Linked DNA regions of Mus musculus: region 2 is linked to region 1. The links are chromatin loops, found by intact Hi-C in ENCODE. Cell type or tissue: heart. All regions are shown on one strand. Each heading gives the region's core, and the rest is flanking DNA. Links, peaks and the distances in the headings are about the cores only.

Region 1 (7,890 bases), core at 1,244-6,243:
TCTGCCCTTTACCCAAACTCAAGCCTCCCAGGTCTTCCTCACCCTCACCCCTGCGGCCAACACTCACCTCCCCCTACAGCACCTTCCTCCTGCAGCTCCCCCCGCCAGCCAGGCTGGTTGGCAGCGGGTCCCCTCCGGGCTTCAGGAGGCAACACAGCAGGCTCACCAGCAGCCAGCTCCATTCCTGGCTGGGCCTCCAGCTCAGCCTTGGAGCCCGCCAGGGGTGCCCGTAAGACATCACCCCCTGCCCCATCCATGCTCAACACACGGGCATGAGTTTTGGCACTGGCAGTACTGGGCGTCCGCTGGGTCCCATAGGGTCGCTTAGGGGGCACAGCAGTTCCTTCTTCGGCCCCATGAGGGGCCCGCCGCTTCCGAGGACCCCCTGCTGCACCCTGGGAGCTCTCGGGGGAGTAGCAAGAAGTAGACGAGGAGCTATCAGTGCTATAGCGGCGCTGAGACCGGAGACTGGATGCTGGACTCAGCTCACTACCTTCACTGGTATCTTCATCTTCAAAGAAGCCTGAGCCCTCAAGCAAGGGCCGTCTTGGGGTACGACCAGGTGGGGAATGTCCTCGCATGGGGGGCCGCCGCTTGCTAGGCCGAAGCAGGGCCAAGTCCTTGGGCCGCACAACCAGGAGCGGCTCCGTTTGGCCCGGTGGTGTCCCTGCTCCAATGACTGTGTCAAAGGAACGAAGTGTGTCATCTGAGGGGACCCCAGCATCTGGGGAGGCAGGCAGCTCAGCCTCAGAAGGAGGGTCTGTGTCGCTGCCCTCGGGAGCATGCCCACCAGGGGGACTGTCGAGGTGTGTAGAGTTAGTCTTCTCACTCTTGAAGCTGCTCAGAGTCTCCCTGTCAGTGCCACTGAAGCAGGAATCCGAAGAGCCAGCTTTCTGGGGCATGGGGTCACCTGAGCCCCTCCGGTCCAGGGGCTGGTAGCCTCCAGTTCCCCGACATTGTTCCCGCCGACTACTGGTCCTCACTAGGGCCCGGTCAGGCCGGGTCAGGGTCAGAAAGCTCTTGCTTAGCTCCTGGCTGAGGCTCCCTTTCAGTAAAGGGCTCATGGGAGTGTCAGCCACACCGCTCCCACCCCAGGGGACACCATCTCCAGCCATGGGAGAACGCTCGGAAGAATCCGTACTGGGGAGAGAGGGGTCTGGAACAACCCCTGGAGGTGTCTGGGGAAGGTCTCCAACTGTTAGAAGAAAGAAAGATGAGATGAGAAAAGGGCATGTGGCAATGCGAATGAATAGGTGTAAGGGGAATCCCACAACCTCCATTTCCCACCAAGGGTACGGGCACAAGAGGAACAACAAGGTGCTCCATCCAGGAGCACCACACGGAGCCAACTTTGGGATGATGTCATCACAAGACATCCGCTCTGCCTGCCAGCCCTGCCCACTCACTCAGTTTCTCTTGGGAGCTGAGCTTCAGCATTTCTCGATCGGCAGAGGTCACGATCACGTTGTTGCTGCCCTGTTCCCGTACCAGCTCCTTGATGTCTATAACCACATCAGCAGAGTCGTCACAATGACCCTGGGGTCCTCTTCTGTTATCCTGCGCCACACCACCACCACCCAGCCCAGAACAGCAGCCACCTACCTCTGAGGGGCCCAGAATCCTCCATCCGGGGCAGCAACTCCTGATAAGACAGGGGAGAGAGAACGAATAAACAAGCGGGGCGAGCGAGGAGCAGGCTGGGAGCAGGCCCACACCAGGGGCTGACTCCGAGGAGCAGGCTGGGAGCAGGCCCACACCAGGGGCTGACTCCCAGGAGCAGGCTGGGAGCAGGCCCACACCAGGGGCTGACTCCCAGGAGCAGGCTGGGAGCAGACCCACACCAGGGGCTGACTCCGAGGAGCAGGCTGGGAGCAGGCCCACACCAGGGGCTGACTCCCAGGAGCAGGCTGGGAGCAGGCCCACACCAGGGGCTGACTCCCAGGAGCAGGCTGGGAGCAGGCCCACACCAGGGGCTGACTCCGAGGAGCAGGCTGGGAGCAGGCCCACACCAGGGGCTGACTCCCAGGAGCAGGCTGGGAGCAGGCCCACACCAGGGGCTGACTCCCAGGACAGCGGCGAGGGGAGCCTACTCACCGAAACCTGGTTGAAGCCAAACACAGAATGCTGGGAACTGCAGCGTACAGGGGGCGTGGAGCTCACCTTCCGGAACACCGTCATCTCCACACCAGGGTCCCTGCAAACAGGAAGAAGAGCTGAGCAGAAGCTCTCAGCTGTGCTCTCTTTACGGTTTCTTCTCGCCATCCGTAACACCCCTTCCTCCTCAAGACTCCCTTCGACTGCTTTAACCCTGACTACAGCAAGTACTTAGAGCCATTGTCCCCTCAGCCTTCTCTATCCTCCAAGACACAGCCACAATCCCAAGCACAGAGAAAGGACAATCCCTGACACAGCCCACAGCCACTCACCTTGGGAGACTGCTCTCCCCCTGGGCAGCCTCTTCTTCCTGCTCCCCCATGGTAGAGTTGCGTTTCTCCACAATCTCGCCCTGGTCGAACATGGCATGCAGGCGATAGTTCACAGTCTTGATGGTAGCAAAGATGACAGCTACCACCAGGCAGTACACTCCAGCCACCATCAGGCTGGGGGGCAGGACCTGGAGATGACAGTTAAGTTGGATCCTTTCTCACAAAACCCTTGCTCCCTTGAGGGTGTACCTGCCACCACTGTAAAGAACTAGGATTCATCGGTTTACAAAACTTCATCACCCCTTCATGCAACAGTACAAAGAGCCCTGTTAGGGGTAGCCCTCTGTTTAACCGGGTAGATTAAATGAGGCGCTCAAGGTCACTCCATGCAGAAAAGACTTGGTCTTTCCTCTATATAAAACCAAAGTAAACTCTACAGTGAACTCTACAGTGACTCGCTTCACTCCACGCCCCAGGACTCAAGATGCCCATCCCTCCAGACTACACTCCCTCTCGCCATAGTTACAGGTGGTGGCAGCCTCTCACCATGTACAGCAAGAAGGGAAAGATGAGCAAGAAGATCCAGACATAGAGATGGAAGCAGTTGGAGAAGGTGCTCTGATGCGGATCGAAGAACCATCCCCCAGTGAGCGAGGCCCACACCCCCTGGCGCAGGATCTGCAACACCTGAGACCCCATGGCCCAGCCGCTGCTGCGCACGCCCTCCTCCCGGGACCCTCATGGGGGCGGCCCCCGGCCCATGCCCCGCTGGCGCCCGAGGGTCCCGGGGTCCGACTTAGATTTCACGCCATGGCCTCCCCCAGACGGGGGAGGGGATTGGTAGGGTGAGGGCACAGGCAGGGGGCGGGGCCGGCCCAGGCAGTCAGCGGATCAGGCCGGGATACTGGGGTGGGACTGCATCAGAGGCGGGGCCTGGGCCCCCTCCGGTGGCCCAGAACTGTTGTAAAGCGCCGAGCCTGAAAGCAGGCGCAGGGCAAGGGCTGGGCACCCGTCGGCGGCATCCAGAGGTGGGCGTGGAATAGGTGCTCTCGGAGTGCCAGTGATAGGTCCCTTGGCTCCGGACCGGAGAAATCCTTGGGACCCTGAGGTCCACTTCCGGGGTCGCAGGTCACTCGCTTGGGGCTCTGCGTTCGCCCCGCTTCTACCGGTGCCGGCGCAAAGGGGAGGCCGGAAGAAGGAGCCGCGAGCTGCCAGCCTGCACTGGCGCATGCGCCCGTTAGAACCTGTTGGGACCCGGAAAAGGAAAACCTGGCGGCAGAAGTGCGCAAGCGCGGAGAAGTAGCGAAGTGACGGGATGCAGAGGTATCTTAGGCGCGCGCGCAGTCAAATTCTAGAGCCACCAAAATATGGGACGGCCGGGTGAGTCGCCATTGGGTAACGACTTGATGACTGGCGCAAAGCTTTTCCAATGCGTTACAGGAGGCGGGGAAAAGCTGGAGAATGGGACTCCTCACGGCTACTTCCAGTTTGCGTTACCGGGTCACACCCCCGACTTGGGCCGCCTCTCCTTAGTGCGAGACCGTAAATCATGGTTGTCGCTTGGCTTACGCCTCTACTTCCGGGTCAGAGCTTAGCCGAAGCAGAGAGTGATCCTGATCAGGCCTGAGTAGTCGAACAGGATGACATAGGCTTTCTTAAAGTAACAGACACAGGACAAGTGATGAACTAACGAAGAGGTTGTTGAAGGCCCTTCAACTCTGAATCTAATCCCGGGCAAAGTTCTGAACGACAGTTTCAGGTTTTTGCCTCTCGGGTGAAAGGAAGATAATTTTAAATGGTTCCAAGAGCTTCAAGTGTAAGCCGATTTTGAAGTCCCAAACTTCTCTGTTCACATCCCCCTCTAGCACTGAAAAGCAGGGTATCTTGTTATTTCATATATGGAAAGAACGAATCTTAAAGAGCTCTGCAACTTCGTAGCCAAGACCAGATTTTGGTTTTGAGGCAATCACAAGGGTGATTTGGCTGATGAGAATTCAGACACAAGGATTCTTCTCTGTCTTTGCAGAGATCCACTTCGACCGTGAGCAGAGGAGCACCTAACGTAAGGCTTAGAGTTGTGCCGGTGTGTTTGGGGGCGGGGGAGGCGGGAGGAACTACCTGGCCCGCCTTCTACCTCTCTTGGCCAACCTCCCCGGGAACTCCCGTGCACAGCTGCCGGGAGCCTCCGGGAGGGGAGCGGTGCAACCCGCCCACGTCATCTGATGCTGTTTCCTGCAGGAGGGAGAAGAGCGGAAAAAAGTGAAACTCCACCCTCCACCTCTGCCTCCCGCCCCCGGGGCCAAAGTACAAAGGGAGGAGGAAGAAGGGACCGGGGTCGGAGCTGTCGGGGCCCAAGGCACTAGCCCAAGAAGAGGTAGCTTCGGCTCAACTGGGGACTTTCTCTTACCTCTTGTGCCTGGAGACAACAACCAGAGTCCGGGCGCTGACCCTGGCAGGCCCCACCTTACGGTAGGCGGGCGCTGAAGCCAGGTTCCCAGGACTACTTCGGAACTGAGGGACTCTGCTGCTCCAATTCAGCCATGGTGAGGCGCCGGAGGCCAGTGGGCCCCACCCCTCCAGCCTGACCACACTGCCCTTGGTGCCCTCCTCCAAAAGCCCGAGATGCGGGGGGCCGGGAGGCGACACTCCTGGCTCCCCAGAGAGGCGTGGGTCTGGGGCTGAGGGCCAGGGCCCGGATGCCCAGGTTCCGGCTCTAGGGCCTCACAAGCCAGCGGGGGTGGATACCACGGGCACCCGAAGAAGGTCCCCCACACATTCCAACGCCGGCTCCCTGCCATGGAGCCCTTGAAGAACCTCTTCCTCAAGAGCCCGCTGGGGTCATGGAACGGCAGTGGCAGTGGGGGCGGCGGGGGTACCGGTGGAGTCCGGCCGGAGGGGTCTCCGAAGGCAACAGCAGCTTATGCCAATCCTGTCTGGACAGCCCTGTTCGACTATGAGCCCAATGGGCAGGACGAACTAGCCCTGAGGAAGGGCGACCGTGTGGAGGTGCTGTCCAGGGATGCAGCCATCTCAGGAGATGAGGGCTGGTGGGCGGGCCAGGTGGGTGGCCAGGTGGGCATTTTTCCATCCAACTATGTATCTCGGGGTGGAGGCCCACCCCCCTGTGAGGTGGCCAGCTTCCAGGAGCTGCGACTGGAGGAGGTGATCGGCATCGGTGGCTTCGGCAAGGTCTACCGTGGCAGCTGGCGAGGGGAGCTGGTGGCTGTGAAGGCAGCCCGACAGGACCCTGATGAGGACATCAGTGTAACAGCTGAGAGTGTTCGACAGGAGGCCCGGCTTTTTGCCATGCTGGCCCATCCCAACATCATTGCCCTCAAAGCTGTGTGCCTGGAGGAGCCAAACCTATGCCTGGTGATGGAGTATGCAGCTGGTGGGCCTCTTAGCCGGGCCCTGGCTGGTCGGCGTGTGCCCCCCCATGTGCTGGTCAACTGGGCTGTGCAGATTGCCCGAGGAATGCACTACCTGCACTGTGAGGCTCTGGTGCCTGTGATACACCGAGACCTGAAGTCCAACAACAGTGAGTTTCCAGGGGCATGAAGCATGGGCACGGGGAGGCTCGGAGCACGGCCCAGCCGAGGCCCAGGTGCACACGTCTCCTAGCTCAGCTGAGCCTAGTTAGGGAGATGCTGGCCTCACAAGCTCCTTCCTGAGAGGAGTATTAGATGTCCAGGGAATACCCGTGGCCTATCAGTGACCCCCAAAACAGGAATCCCCGGAACCTGGCAGAGTTCTGCCTCTGTCCTGGGAGTCCCTAGTCCCAGTCTTCAGCTGAAGTTTTGACAAGTTTTCAAAACTGAGCTCTCTCAGGCGGCCCTTCAGCACCCTGCTTTACCGTGGTCACCACCTCAGGGAAGTCTTCTGGAAGCTGCTCCTCCAGCCTTCCCCTTCCGAGATTTACAAACGTGGTGTTGCTTCCCTCCCTCTCCCATAGGCAGCTCCTTCAGGACAGAGATCTCAGCAGGGAAGACCCTCCTCCCTGCTCAGAGACTAAGGCTGTTCCATCCCACTCTTTCCTGCCTACATGTTCTCCGGCCGATTATTTCACCTCAGAACCTCAGTTTCAGCCTCCCTAGAATGGGAACAATGAGACCAGAGCAGCTTAAGGACCTTCAGAAGCCCTGACCCAGGATGCCCAGCAAGCAGGGGTCCCCCAGGCCAGGGATGCAAATATGAAGGGAGACTCCATCTCTCACTATCTCGGACTCCCATTCGCTGCCTGTCATAGGCCCAGGAAAAATTGGTGACAGGTTCAGACAGCTTCCTGAAGTGGGCAGGCTTCAAGCCAGTCCAAAACAGGCAGCACTTAGTGAAGTACTTGGTTGGGTGGGTGTCTGGGCAGGGCCTGACCACAGTGCAGGCTCAGAGGCAGAGGTCAGCAATGTGGAGACAGCGGGACCTGGGTCTGCTGGAGCAGAGGGCATGGGCTGGGGACAGTAGGAAATGTAGTGGACATGGTCCTGCGTGACAGGAGAGTGCAGAGATTCTTAGGGGCATCAGCACGGACATTTTGAGCATCTTGGCCTCAGCTACTGTAAAACAGGGGCCAAAGGAAAGCAGCAGCAGAGCCAGGGGACCCAGTTCCATGTCAGCTGACCACCCCCTATCATCTAAGAGCAGAATGGGTGGGCCCAAGGCATATAGGGACCCCCACACATGCTCCCTCCACTAGCCTGAGGGGGATTCCCCGAAGGCCCAGGGGGTGGGGGCTCCTGTCTTCTGTTTTTCCTCCGTTCTCCTTCCAGAAAAAAATGGAACAATAGTCCAGGCCCCTGCTCCCCACCCTCCACACCGCTTCCTGTGTTTCCTGCTGCCCCTGGGCTGGCTTCCTGCCCCAGCTCCAGCTCTGTTCCCTCCCTGGCCCAGCTGCCTGCAAGGGAGGAAAGAGCTGGGGGTGGAGGGGTTTCGGGAGAGGAAGGAGCCAGGGATTGCCCCCCTCCAGGCCCTAGTTCCCCTGTTTCCCTCTCAGAGTCTGGGTGTTGGTGAAGGGCAGGCAAGGTGCCCTCAGCCTCTGAGCCTGGCATCCAACCTTGCAGACCCAGTCCTAGGCCCGAGTTGCTGTCTGTGGGATTGGGGTGGGGGGAGTCCCTGGGCTGGGGTGGGGGGGAATCAGGCAGGAAACAATGGCATGATTTTCCTGGACAATGGGGGCCTTGTGAGGAGGCCTGGCCTCGAGAGAAGGGGGAATTCTCCAGGCCCACGAGTCACAGGACTGACCAGCCAGCCGGCCTGGACCTGACCTCCCCCAATTTGCCCCCAAAGAATACCCCCCCCAAGTTGGCCCAGGCCTCCTAGAAAGGAGAAGTAGGGACCATGAGAGGAAAGCGGAAGAGGTGTGAGCTGGCCAGGCTACTCCCTAGCCTGACAAAGGCCAGGAGGGGGTGGGGGGACAGTAAGGAGACGGCTGGGAAGCTGCCCCAAGCTTTGAGCTCTGCAGCTTTTCTGA
Region 2 (7,052 bases), core at 1,236-6,235, 200 kb before region 1:
GTACTCGCTAGGCCTTAGCTCCAGTGGTCTCTGCTGGACGGCCCCCTCGGTGGTGCCACTATAATGGAATGGAGGCTATGCATAAGGCCAGAACCTTCAGTGCCAGGGTAGTTCCCCTAAATCCCAGGGGCAACTGGTTCAGCTATTAGTCTCAGGGAGAAAGGTATGGCTGCCCCCATTTCTTTTTCTTACGGTTCTGACAAGGCTTCTGGAACTGCTGAGTCCTCTCCGTGATGTTCCTCTGGCCTAAAGCCAGCGTGCCGAGTGCTCAGGCCTTCCGCCTCGGCCAGCTTCTGAGCCAGCTCCAGACCCTCTGGTGTGAGTGCATACCTGGGAGGTGAGGGACACATGAAGTTCCGTCTTCTTTATCCCTGGCACGCTCTCTTTCTGTCCATTAGGTGAGCCTGGATAGAAGTTCAGTGGCTCTCCATCTCCTCTGTGTCCTTGTCCCTCAGGTCAACTTCCTCAGGACCTCCCTAGTTGTGTCTCAGCTTTGTGATGTGTCTCCCAAGTCCTTCCCCTGTCTTCACTCAGCACCACACCGTCCTCCCTCCCCTCAGAGGATTATACTTTCCAGATCTCCAATATCAGGCTCTTTAGCAGGCAGGCTGGCCATCCCCAGGCTCAGTAGCACCAGGTGTGAGATTTTCTGGGCCATGAGAGAGGCTAAGAATGTCCTAATTCCTGCATGTGTCCCATCCCTGCCTTGTGTGCTCCCTGCTGCTCGCCCAACCTGGCTGGCCGATGCGTTCCAAGGATGAGGTTCCTATGGAGGAGGCTCCGGAGGGCAGGCCAGGGTTTCGAACTTCCAGGCACTACCTGTGAAAGGGATGGAGACCCTCAGAGAGTCCCTAATACTCCAAGCCTACACTTCCCGGGCCCCTAGCCATATGCCACATTTGGATCAGGCTGCATACCAAGGGTGCCTGCCATGGAGGGAGAGCTGCCATGGGATCTACCTGCCCACTCTCAGAAGATGCTCACCCTGGGGGTCTTCTGGGCACACTTCTGCAGCAGCTCCTCTTTGGTTAGGAAGCTGTGGCCATCAGAATTCTGAAACAATGGTTGAAGTGAGCGTAGGTTCAGGTCCAGCGCTCCTCCCCCTGCTATGCGGTGGCCAGTTTGCATGCTGTCCAGGCATATTTCTGTGAGCCTGCTGCTTTGCCCCACCCACGCGCCTGACTTGCTCACCAGGTGCTCCCTGTAGAGTTGCAGCAGGATCTCTCGAGCACCTGAGTTCTGAGCTGGCCAATAGCCAACACTGGTGCTTCCTGCTTGAGGCTGGGTGGGAACCTGAGAGAGACAGAGGGGCTCGCTGAATTCCAATGCCTGTCAGCTGAGGTTTCAGCAGGCCCCATGGGCCTGGCGAGGGAGATGAGGCTACAAGCCCTAGTAAATCTGGAATGTGATGGTGGCCAGAGCAAAAGTTGGGGGTATGGCCCAGGCCCAGGCCCAGCCCCAACCCCTGGAGAACAGTAACATGGTACACGTCCCACAACTTCCTGGGCTGGATCTTTTGGCAGCTCTCTTTGGGAGTCTGACTACCGTGATCCCAATAATCCTACTTAGGATTTAAGGTGGTGCCTCTCAAAGAGGGTAAGAGACTGTCCCAAGCCAATCTCAATCAATAAGAGCTGGATCCAGGGCTGTTCAACCCCTCAAACCAAGAAGTCTACAATCAACGACCCCTCCCCCCATTTAGCTTTCTACTTCCTTTCCCAATCCTCACTGGCATGGAAGAGTCCTGGACTTGCTCAGGTGGCCCTTTGCTGGCTCCCTTCTTTCCAGATGGTGAGCTGGGGGCATGGTCACCTATAGAGATCAGAAGAGAGTTAGTCCTGCACACAGTCTGGCTGCCCGGAGGAGCTTAGATGGAGTTGCTCAGTGTGTGAATTTGAGTGTCATATTTTAAAACGTTTTTGTGTTTTCTTGTATGTGTATGAGTGTTTCACCTGTGAGTATGTCTATGCATCACTTGCATGCAATACTAGAAGAGGTCAGAAGTAGGGGCTGGATTCCCCCGAATTGGGGTTTTGGTTTGGAAGCAGGGGCTCACTGCGTCAAGCCCTGGCTGACCTCAAACTCACAAAGATTCTCTTGCCCCTGCTTCTTCTGGGTGTTGGGATTAAAAGTACAAATCACCATGCCCTACCCATGTCACTTTTTTTTTTTGGAGATAGTCTCAGATAGCCCAGGCTAGCCTCGAACTCACTATGAAATTGAGAATGCTCTTGAACGCCTGAGTCTTCTACCCCCACCTCCTAAATGGTTACAGACTTGTTTCACAATGCCACCAATCTCAGGCGGCTAGCTCTGTTCGTTGAGAACCAGGAGGCTTAGGGAGCATCAACAATCACTAGTCGTGGGTCGAACAGCAACCACGTTGTGAGGGGGTAATTTGAAGCCAGAGTAGACACAGCCTGCACCTAAGAAATTTAGGAGACACCAACTCCCTGAGGTGCTCACCGCCTGATGCTAGGTGCTGCTTCAGCTTTTCGTCCAGCATGCGGCAGAGCCTGTCTCCGAAGTGCTGGAGTATCTTGGCTTCCTTCCCGCTGCGCAATGGTAGCGGGTACCGTTGGAGGGAGCGCAATGCCTGGCGAACACAAGGGAGAAGAGAGCTTATCAAACTAGGATTCACGGATCACCTGACTCTGCCAGAGCACTGTCACCAGAAACAGCTGGGACTCACCTTTTGAAACACGAAACGCGTGTGGCGCCCCCTGCTGGCTGCCTCGTCCCGCCACTCGGTCAGCCAACGAACGAAGAGCGGGTTGGGGCAAACGGGCAGCGGACGCTTCCGGCCCAGGCGGACCGGCTCCGCCATAAGAACTAGACTGGCTCCTTCAGAGTCTCAAAAAACCCCTGAGACTAGGATCGCGACAATTCAGTTGGTATAAGAACACTTGTTTGAGGGTAGGGTCTCTCCAACCTAGCAGGGCACCAGCTCATGGAATGACCTCCTTTCGCCATGTACTATGCAGTAAGAGGCTAGCTCGGTTTGCACGGCCTTTCCTTAGAACCGCCCCCATTCGCCCGCCGGCACCAGCCTTTTGGACAGGCCCCACCCAGGCCATGGAGCTTTGACCCACCCTTTCCTCTCACCCAAAAATTCGAGAGCAGACTCTTTTTTTTTGTGTACTGACTGTTAAAAAGGAGGACAGCGCCCCCTGTGACTGGGAGGGCCGGTGTGGGGGTACACTCAGAAACCTGAACTTGGCTTGCTTCAAGGTCTCATAAGGCTATTTCAGGCTCACTATCGTAGAAGAGGCTGGGAAAAAGAGGGCTTAAGAAAAGTGGAGGAGAGGGACGGACACAAGTCCAAGAATATTTGTGGGAGGGACATCTTAAAGGGGTACAAGGAATGAAATAAAGCTAAGGCAGAAGCAGAAAGATCTCGAAATGTGCCAAGTCGGGGATATTTGTGCACAGAAGACTCAGGCTAGGTGAATGGCGAAGATGTGTATTTAATTCCTCCCTTTCAAGGAGGAATAAGAGGTGTATCCTAGAAGGTGGAGAGTTCGAATGTGGGCACATGGTTGGATCCCGGGGATGCTAGTTAGACACTTCGCTTCTGTGGCTCATTAAAAGTGAAGGAGCCTCAGGGAGGATGAAGGTGGGAACCTTGCTGGGGCAGGGATGTCTCAAGCTGAGGGACACAGGGCTCAATAGAACATAGAGGTCCCTTCAGTGTTTGGAACAACGCACGGTCTTCAGCTGTCACGCTGTCACTCCGGAAGTCGTCGGGAGCCCAATTCGCAGACCCTCTTCTCAGTCTAGCTTTTGTGCACCCGCCTCTTTCCTCAAGCAGCCTTATAAGGAGCCTGCAGCTGGCGCTTGGACTGGGCACGCCCTCTGGAGGCTTATGCCCTAATAAGGACATCTAGGGCATCCCGCGACCAGGGGCGGAAGGAGTGCGTCTCCAGGGTAACTGCGTGGCCCCTCCCCCCGTTGCTCTGGGAAACTGCTAGTCTCGAAAAAGGTGGAGCCAGCCTTCTCCTTAGGAGGGGCCCTTGGGAGAGAAGGGGGTCAAGCTTCGGCCTCCACCTGGAGCTCCAGCAGTGTAGCCCACGGGTGCAGTCACCTGGAGCTCCCGCAGTGTAGCCCACGGGTGCAGTCTGACTACAATCCCCTGACTACAACCCCCGGCATCCTCTGCGTGCTGCCTCGCTCCTGGGGAAGCTCCTCTTTTACACCCTTTATTCAGCTTGGGGAGGTCAAGGGCCCCGGTTTCCTTTGCCTCTGAGTTGTTTGCGACTTTGCCCTTTTTTTCTAAGGCCATGGTCATTGTTTCAGGTCAGAGAAATTCTCCTGGAGTTCCCACCCCAGTTTATTTTAAACTTTTGCTTTCATATAGATTCTCTTCAGTCTTTGTGCTAAAATGATCATAAACCTATCAACTCTGGAATTAAATTGAAGTATTCCTTTTCCTGTATCGTAAAAGAAACATAAAGAAGTTTTTTTTTTGTTTTGTTTTGTTTTGTTTTGTTTTTTGATTTTTCAAGACAGGGTTTCTCTGTGTAGCCCTGGCTGTCCTGGAACTCACTTTGTAGACCAGGCTTGCCTCGCACTCAGAAATCCGCCTGCCTCTGCCTCCCGAGTGCTGGGATTAAAGGTGTGCGCCACCATGCCCGGCCATAAGGAAATTTTTAGTGCACAACTCTTCACCCTTCCCCCATGAATTACGTTTGATCTAACAATTTGCCAAACGTCTTTAGACAACGCCAAAGCTCTCAAACTTTTTATGTTAGCATTTCCTGTTTTTTAAAAAATCCTATTTGTTGAAATTTTACTCCACGGGAGCATTTCTATTGGCTTGAAGACACCGTTATACTTGGCGATTCTCTTTTCTGTGAGAGAGGATCCCAAGCTGATGATTCAAAATCTTTTTTCAGGAACCATAAAGAACAAAAAACCACTTAATTTCTGGGATAAAGAAAGTAGAGAATTATATTCAGGTCATTTTTATCAAACGATGGGCCTCTGGCTCAGAGCGTTTTTTGGTCCATTGCACCAATGGGCTCACTCTCCGTGCAACAGCCCACGCCTCTCGGCCTCCGCCTACTCTGCGCCTCAAGCTCTGCGGAACCCGGTAGCAGCTAGTTCTATTTCGGTGCAAAATCCTCGGACTTCACTTCCCGTCGGCCCGCGCGGCAAGCGCCGGAAGGCCGCCCCGCCCCTCATTGTGCGGCTCCTACTAAACGGAAGGGGCCGGGAGAGGCCGCGTTCAGTCGGATCCCGGCAGCAGCTGCGGCGGCTCAGGTCTTCAGTTGCTCTTTCTGTCTCCCTTTCGTTTCCGGAAACATGGTGAGCATTAGGCCACTGCGCCCGAGGGAAGTGGGTTCGTGATCCGTCGCTTGCGCGCCGGGCGGGGTGGGGGCGGCAGAGAAGCGGTCTTGGTATCCCATCCCCCAGCACCCCGAGCGAGATTAAGGGTCTCATTGAAGGGCAGGCCGCGCGTGCGCGCCTCCGGGCGCTGGGAAGGGCCGATTCGGACGTCGCTCGCGCGCCCCCTGGCTCCTCTCCCCTCCCCCATCCTGCCTTTGCGCCAGCGCGGCCACTGGCCGTGGGGGAGGGGTCCAGTGTGCGGGGCCTCGGGCAACGCTCGCTGGTTCTCGATGGCGCGCGCTGGACCAGAGCACGCGGCATCCAAACCCTGGCCCGGGGCCGCTAGGGAAAAGCGCGCGAGGTGTCGGCGCGCGCCCCACCCAAGGGCTGTTCCCTTCCCCGCATCATCCTCCCTCTGCGGCTAGGTTGGTCTCCACAGCAGGTGGCAGGGATTCCGCCGTCAGGGCGGGGCGGGGGCGGCCGCGGTGTGGCTCTGGGAGATGCTGAGGCATCGGGGAACCTGATTGAGACGCTGGTTCTGGAGCCTTCTTGCAACACGAGTCACGGAGTGGGTTCCTGTACAGGCTATCGCCCCACTTCTAGAAAGAGCGATTACACACTCCATTCTGTAGTCACTGTACCTCGGGCTAGAGCTAGAACAGCGCGTGCGCACATGCTTGGGCCCTGCCATCCCGGCTGCAGCTCTAGCCGAGCTAGGCCTTTTGCTGCTCTGCCGGATGGGGCCGAGGGTGGAGCCGCGTTTAGGGAAGTGACCGAGGCGGGTACCGCCCGGAAGCCACCAGCTTTTATGCTTAGCCTGAGGGCACGGGAAACTGTTTTTTGGAGTGAGACTGGCCAGAGCTACCTCTCCAGCTGACTGCGTTTACGCCTATTCCTAAAGGCGAGCCTTAGGCGTTGAGACATCTGAGGTCCGGCCGCCTCGCTGCCTCTGGGCTACGAGTGTCTCTTGGGGAGGCCCTGAACCTAGTCCAATCTTTCTCCGCCTACTCCGGAAGCGGGTGAATCACGTGGCTAGCTTCCTCTGCAGTTCCATGGTGGTGGTGGGGAGGGTTGGTTGTAGATTTCTGATTGGGTCGTCCCCCAGGGCCGTACAAAGCAGAAAGTTTTCGGCGATTTGGGGCATCACAGTTTGACCTATTAATTTGTCAGTCTTTTTTTTTTTTTAAAGGACTCACCATTCTTGGATGACAGGGAGTTGTCCAGCAGGGCCTTAATTAAGGGTTGTAATTCTTGTGTATGGGAGATCTCGGCAGGAAAGAGTGTCATTTATACAATGACTGCATTTCTAATGAGCAATAAACTACCGAGCAGCTCTTGGTGTCTGTGAATTTCTGGTGTTCTGATTCTCTTTCCTGGAGATGAGACTATGGCCCAGGAGTTTGGTGTTTTGTATCTATCCTATGCTGGCATTTTAATCAGTATCTTTCGGGTTCTTTGAATCTGGTGTTCACAACTCAGCAAGTTTTTGTTTTCTTTTTGGCTTTTTTTTAAGAGACAGGATTTCTCTGCATTGCCCCTGCTGTCCTGGAACTCATTCTATAGATCTAAGACTGGTTTCAGACTAAGAGAAAGGCGTGTTCTACCACTCTTGGCTAAGGTCTTCTTTTTAATAAGTACTGTTCTAACATTTATGGGGATGTTGAACTAGATAATTGGATCTCTCCCTTGCAGGAGGTTTGTCCTAACTAGTTCTTAGATGATGA

The links. Hi-C counts contacts between places; a loop is a spot of excess contacts. Peaks named below come from ENCODE experiments on the same cell type or tissue, not always from the same donor. Only the 100,000 strongest peaks of a DNase experiment are listed, where the experiment ranks them.
Region 2: a loop joins it to region 1, with 6 times the contacts of the local background. A loop is called at or near these places in 1 of 42 quality-filtered maps.

What each region holds. Positions count from the first base shown.
Region 1 is chr19:5,685,025-5,692,914 of GRCm38, forward strand. It overlaps Pcnx3 (pecanex homolog 3), which reads right to left and starts at 3,884. Exons shown (of 35, transcript NM_144868.3): 1 at 2,973-3,884; 2 at 2,427-2,614; 3 at 2,095-2,194; 4 at 1,603-1,642; 5 at 1,407-1,502; 6 at 68-1,195. The coding sequence starts at 3,125. It overlaps Map3k11 (mitogen-activated protein kinase kinase kinase 11), which reads left to right and starts at 4,107. Exons shown (of 12, transcript NM_022012.3): 1 at 4,107-4,242; 2 at 4,453-4,488; 3 at 4,665-5,964. The coding sequence starts at 5,223. In heart, for the core only: CTCF peaks have their summits at 3,705 and 4,961; DNase peaks (open chromatin) are centred at 2,162, 3,907, 4,687 and 5,397; H3K4me3 peaks cover 4,196 bases; H3K27ac peaks cover 4,062 bases.
Region 2 is chr19:5,485,296-5,492,347 of GRCm38, forward strand. Mus81 (MUS81 structure-specific endonuclease subunit) reads right to left here and starts at 3,084. Exons shown (of 16, transcript NM_027877.4): 1 at 2,693-3,084; 2 at 2,467-2,596; 3 at 1,730-1,812; 4 at 1,192-1,293; 5 at 985-1,053; 6 at 734-819; 7 at 193-330; 8 at 1-58. The coding sequence starts at 2,827. It overlaps Cfl1 (cofilin 1, non-muscle), which reads left to right and starts at 5,160. Exons shown (of 4, transcript NM_007687.5): 1 at 5,160-5,307. The coding sequence starts at 5,305. In heart, for the core only: CTCF peaks have their summits at 2,719 (motif pointing left) and 3,193; DNase peaks (open chromatin) are centred at 3,076, 3,876, 5,156, 6,076 and 2 weaker places; H3K4me3 peaks cover 4,115 bases; H3K27ac peaks cover 5,000 bases.